Regions from separate parts of the Mus musculus genome. Here region 1 is linked to region 2. The links are chromatin contacts, found by Hi-C or POLR2A ChIA-PET in ENCODE. All regions are on one chromosome and are shown on one strand. The core of a region is the stretch at or near the end of the contact, and the rest is flanking DNA. Distances in the headings are between cores, read along the strand shown. Region 1 holds the start of Akap1 (A kinase (PRKA) anchor protein 1). Region 2 holds the start of Scpep1os (serine carboxypeptidase 1, opposite strand).

What was found. Hi-C counts contacts between places; a loop is a spot of excess contacts on that map. ChIA-PET counts read pairs that join two places held with the same protein, here RNA polymerase II (POLR2A).
Region 1: a map of heart shows a loop between it and region 2 (3-fold over the local background). The contact joins the promoter of Akap1 here to the promoter of Scpep1os in region 2. A Hi-C loop is called at or near these places in 6 of 37 maps with a recorded cell type or tissue (gastrocnemius and heart). POLR2A ChIA-PET finds 5 or more read pairs at or near these places in 4 of 5 experiments (Patski and embryonic stem cell).

What each region holds. Positions count from the first base shown.
Region 1 is chr11:88,863,043-88,865,950 of GRCm38, reverse strand. Akap1 (A kinase (PRKA) anchor protein 1) reads left to right here and starts at 1,365. Exons shown (of 11, transcript NM_001042541.1): 1 at 1,365-1,554. The region is part of intron 3 of 4930556N13Rik (RIKEN cDNA 4930556N13 gene); the gene reads right to left.
Region 2 is chr11:88,904,327-88,907,184 of GRCm38, reverse strand. Scpep1os (serine carboxypeptidase 1, opposite strand) reads right to left here and starts at 1,257. Exons shown (of 5, transcript NR_045955.1): 1 at 1,141-1,257; 2 at 517-711. It overlaps Gm23507 (a small nuclear RNA gene), which reads right to left and starts at 2,064; the gene lies at 1,958-2,064.

The DNA.
Region 1 (2,908 bases), core at 116-2,615, 41 kb after region 2:
AACACTCATATGCATAAAAATAATCTTTAAAAACAATTTGGGCTGTGTACTTTGAGATCTCAACTCTGTAGCCCAGGGTGCTTTGAAATTGTGGTAATCTTCCCTCAGCTTTCCAAGTGCTGGCTCAAGAAATAAATGAAGCCGGGCGTGGTGGCGCACGCCTTTAATCCCAGCACTTGGGAGGCAGAGGCAGGTGGATTTCTGAGTTCGAGGCCAGCCTGGTCTACAAAGTGAGTTCCAGGACAGCCAGGGCTGCACAGAGAAACCCTGTCTCGAAAAACCAAAAAAAAAAAAAAAAAAAAAAAAGAAAAAGAAATAAATGAGTTAGACAGTAGATACTCAAAATTATATTCAGTATGCATAGTCTCTTTTTAAAACTTAAAATTCACATTTGATCACCAGTGAAGATTTTTCCCAAGTAATGGTTGGTTCTTAGTATGGTACCTTTCCTATATTTCGTTCAAAAAATGTGCACTGAAAGTGCCCTGTAATGCCAACACTTAGGGAGGTGGAGGCAGGAGGATCAGGAGTTCAAGGTCAACCTAGAACTTCCCAGCTTGAGGCCGTGAGACATGAGACACAGTCTCAGAATATCAAAATAAATAAGCAAGTAAAGGAAAGTGCCTAGGTTTTAAGGATCAGAGCTGGGCTGGTTGGCAAGTGGAACCTCCGTCGGATACAATTATCTGCAGGTAGTTTGGTTTTCTCAAGTCGTTGGGGGAGGCAGTGACTCATGGTGACCATTTCTTCGAAGGCAAACTTTGCAAAACCCCAGATCATTTAGAGAAAAGCCCCTTCGACATCACTAAAGTTGCGAAAATGAGAAATCAACTTGCCCTTGAGGGCTACACAGTATCCACATTACTGATCAACCAATGGCCACCTATTATACTCGAAAAGCTATGCTATGCTCGCAAGGTTACGGGAAAGCCAGATTCCTAGGCAAGGGGAACAATGTAGCATCGTCCCTCACCAGCCTCAGCAACCTTTTCCAGGAGAGGCACCATCCCAAGGCAGGAACCTGCCTGACACCTCTCCCCGGAGAAGAAGCAGAGACCCCGTGCGAGCCAAGTTCATTGTGCCGAGCACTCAGACACCAGGAACCCACCCCAGCCCGAGTGTGGGACGTAGGGGCCATCTCCCATGCCCGCCGTGAATATTGTTACTCTCGCGAGAGCGCCAGCAAGGCGGGCCCGTACAGCTCCGGGATGTCAGCGGAGAGCTCCTGACCGCGCCCCTCTTGGCGCAGCTGGGAGAGAGGCGCGCGCAAGTCGGGGGAGGGAGCGGCCGATGGCGCGCACGCGCAGGAGAGCGAGCGGGCGAGGGGGGCACGCCAGGGAGCCGAGGGCGAGGGGCGGGGCCTTGCGTCGCGCCGCGGGCACGTCGTTGCGCGTCCTCAGTATTTAATGTCTCTGTGTTCGCCCGGCCTGGGCTAGCACGTGGGGGAGCGGCCGAAGCGCCGTGCAGCGCTGCGGGGCAGGGCCGCTGGACTAGGTGGGGGGCCAGGGGGCGGTGGCGGGAGGATTGAGTGCCTAGACGGTCGCCCAGGAGCAGGTAAGTGACGGCTGGCACGGGCACCCGCCCGCCGGGCCCGGAGAGAGAACGAGTTGGGGTGATGGGGAGCCTGGGGTGCAGGTGCAGGGTGCGACGCGCGCGCCAGGTACTCCGGGGACCGAGAGCCTTGTGCACCGCGCCTGCTGTCAAGCGGGCGGGTCTGTGCCTTGATGACCCGCGCGCCCCGCTGGTCTTTCCCGGTCCCAGGGCTGCTGCTGACAGATCGCGTGCGCTGAGCTCGGGGCGCTGCTTTAAGCCGCTGCTTTCCCCTCCCATCCCCCCTCACGTCACTGGCCTCTAGGATGGAGGTGAGGGCGCAATTCCCCGGGCGCTCCGGTGCGCCTCAACTTTCCCAATGCTGGCTCACCCTTCTGGGTAGCCTGCCCGAGCGCGTCCCAACCAAGGTCGTCTAGTCTCGCTAGCGTTTACTTTTCAAAGGTCGTGTGTACCCAGTTTACGCGTGGAGAGGAGGCACTGGGGCGGTCTCTGCCAAGGACCCAGTGCCCAAGGCGGGAGAGGAGGTCCTTGGGGACCCCTTCCCTTCCTAACTTTCTAACTGCTGGGCCCAGTTGACTCTGGGTTGGCCCGGCAGTGGTGGCAAACCGGAGCAGGAAGACACAATTCCTGGAGTTCAGTGCCGCGAATTATTGGAGCGGACTCTGCCGTTGTAGCGGGGAGAATGGGATGCAAGACAGGTCCCAAACCTTTTGGCGGTGGAGAGACCATAAGACCAATTAGGATCCGGAGGTCGTGAGCTTGGGTGTCCGAAGGGAATTAGAGTTTGTGGCCCCATAAGCATGTCCTAAGAGGTGGGAGACCTCTAGCTAGAGGTGCCCGCTGACTTCTTGCGGGGGTGGGGAGGTCCAGGGTCACGTGTCGCGCCCCACCTTTCTTTCCGTCCCAGGACAGTGATCTGGAGGGACTTTGCAGGGGTCATGGGGGGACTTTGCCAGGGTTATAGGTAAAAACCTGCGTAGAGAAGCCTCCATACGCGTAAAGGAGCCTACATTCTGGTGTCAACTACTGCTGTGTCCTATCTTTTCCTGTTTCCTTTCTCCGGGAGGGAAGGTGCTGATAGTCAGGGGCTGTGCAGAAGGGACCTCTGAGACGCCCTGTGCCTAACCGGACCTTTTCCCTCCGGGAAATGCCTCGAGCAACTAGTACCTTTCCACCCTTGGGCTGTGGTTAACACAAACCCGGTGGACTTCGCTCCAGGTGAGAGTGGAGGCTTCTCAAACCGGTAAGGTCGGGTGTATGTGTAGGGCAATTAGTAAGGTTTAAACTGCCTATCTTTCCGCTATTGAAGTCGAGGCTGCTTGGGGTTTAAATTTAACGCCTGCAGTGACAACAGGGT
Region 2 (2,858 bases), core at 8-2,507:
GCTGTTCTGGAACTCACTTTGTAGACCAGGCTGGCCTCGAACTCAGAAATCCGCTTGCCTCTGCCTCCCGAGTACTGGGATTAATGTTTTTATTTTTTAATTTAATTTACCATCAGTGTAGGGGTGATACCTGTGTGTGCATGTGTCATATAGCCTGCACATGTAGATCAGAGGACAACTTGCAATAATTGGTTCTCCTCTTCCACCACGTAGATTCCTAGGATCAAATTCAGATCCTCAGGTCTATGTGGCAATTGCTTTTTCCACTGAGCCATTTTAAAGGCCCTTGTTATTTTTTTTTTTCTCCTGCCTCTGCCTCCTGGGTGCTGGGAGCAAAGGCATGAGCCACCCATGCCCTAAGGCCTCTCAATTCTTAATTATCTGTCCTTCCTCCTACTCTGGGTTCTGGAATGGCTATGTTCATTCATGCCCAGGCAGCTAGCTCCTGATTCTGGAAAGAATGGAGAACAGGGGGTAAGACATGAGGTTTGAGCAGATTCTGCGAGGTTATGGTACCTTTTGAAAAAGTAGTCTTGGACTGGCGAGATGGCTCAGCGGGTAAGAGCACTGACTGCTCTTCCGAAGGTCCTGAGTTCAAATCCCGGAAACCACATGGTGGCTCACAACCACCCATAATGAGATCTGACGCCCTCTTCTGGTGTGTCTGAAGTCAGCTACAGGGAGCGGAGTTGACCGGAGCAAGCAGAGGTCCTAAAATTCAAATTCCCAATAACCACATGAAAGCTCACAACCACCTGTATAGCTACAGTGCACTCACATACATAAAATAAATAAATAAATCTTAAAAAAAAAAAAAGAAATAAAAAGGAAAAAGTAGTCTTGATCAAGAGACCACAGGAGTGGCCTTATGGTAAAGGTAACAAGCCAGGTCCACTCCTAGCTGGAATCTCTGTATTCCTCATCAGTGAGATCTAAGCTGGGCCTGAAGCTCCAGCTGCTCCTCCTGCCCTGCTAAGATGAACCAAAATAAATCCTTCCTTTCCGTTGCCTCTTGTCAGGTATTTGGTCTCAGTGACAGAGAATGTATCTAATCCGGATGTTCAGAACACAGCATAGAACATCATTTCCAAGACTGGAAGAGACAATGTCCTTCTTTGCCCATGTCTTTGTACTGCTTACTTATTCTGCAGGGATCCGTGTCTCCTCCAGGCAACTTTGTGGAGAGTTGCACTTCCAGGAGATAAGGATGCAGAGCTAGCCAGCAGCCACCAACCGGAGGCAGAGTCTCCTCTCACTAAACTTTCTGGTGAGACTTAAGGCTCAGCTGACAGCTTGACTATGACATCATAAGAAGCCAGAGGCAGCTTGCTAAGCCTCACCTGGACTCCTGACCTAGAAAAACCATTAGGTAACAAAAGCTCTGTTGCTTTAAGCCATGACCTTTTGGGGCAAATTGCCACACAGCAGGAGGCAACCAAGGAACTGCCTTGTCTCAGATTAAAAGAATGATGGTTGCTGTTAAGCTGGTGTGGAGGCAGGAGGATCAAGAGTTCAAAGCTAGCCTCAGCTACGTGGCTGAGCTACAAGACACTGTCTCAAATGACAAGAATGAAGCGTTGGGAACAATAGAGCCTGGGGTAGATAAGAAATGTTAATGAAAAGCTGGGCTGAAGAGATGGCTCAGCTGTTAAGAGCACTGACTGCTCTTCCAAAGGTACATACTGCGTTCAATTCCCAGCAACACACGGTGGTTCACAACCATCTGTAATGGGATCTGATATCTTTTTCTGGTGTGTCTGAAGACAGCTACAGTGTATTACACATAAAATAAAAGCCTGCAAGGGTTTGGCTTAGTGTGTGTGTGTGTGTGTGTACACTCATGCTCTGTGAGATGCTAACAGAAAGACAAATGAGGCAACTTCTTTCCTGGGGTACATGTGTCCAGGGATATAATGTATAATTTAATTCTTATTTTATTTATTTATAAACATATATATATATTCGTGAATGCTTCACGAATTTGCGTGTCATCCTTGCACAGGGGCCATGCTAATCTTCTCTGTATCATTCCAATTTTAGTATATGTGCTGCCGAAGTGAGCATTGATTCTTTTTTTTTTAAAGATTTGTTTATGTTTTAGTACACTAGCTGTACAGAGGTTATGAGCCTTCATGTGGTTGCTGAGAATTGAATTTAGGACCTCTGCTTGCTCTGGTTGGCCCCACTTGCTCCAGCCCAAAGATTTTTATTTATTATTATAAATAAGTACACTGTAGCTATCTTCAGACACACCAGAAGAGGGTTTCAGATCTCATTATGGATGGTTGTGAGCCACCATGTGGTTGCTAGGATTTGAACTCAAGACCTTCAGAAGAGCAGTCAGTGCTCTTAACAATTGAGCCATCTCTCCAGCCCGTTGTTTTTTTGTCTGTTTGTTTGTTTGTGGTTTTTTTTTGGTTTTGATTTTGGTTTTGGTTTTTCAAGACAAGGTTTCTCTGTGTAGCCCTGGCTATCCTGGAACTCACTCTGTAGACCAGGCTGGACTCGAACTCAGAAATCTGCCTGCCTCTGCATCTCAAGTGCTGAGATTAAAGGTGTGTACCACCACTGCCCTACATATTCTTATTTTCTAAGAGAAGAATGGCCATACACAAAGTGCCTTAACTAGGAGGCCCAAAGCTGGTTCTCTTAGTTTAGACACCATGACCAAGGCAACTCTTATGAAGGAAAACATTTAATTGGGGCTGGCTTACAGTGTCCAGGTTCAGTCTATTATAATCACAACAGGAAGCATTGCAGCACAAAGGTAGACATGGTGCTGGAGGGGCTGAGAGTTCTACATCTTGATCAGCAGGCAACAGAAGGGGACTGTCCTCCACAGGCAGCTAGGAAGAGGC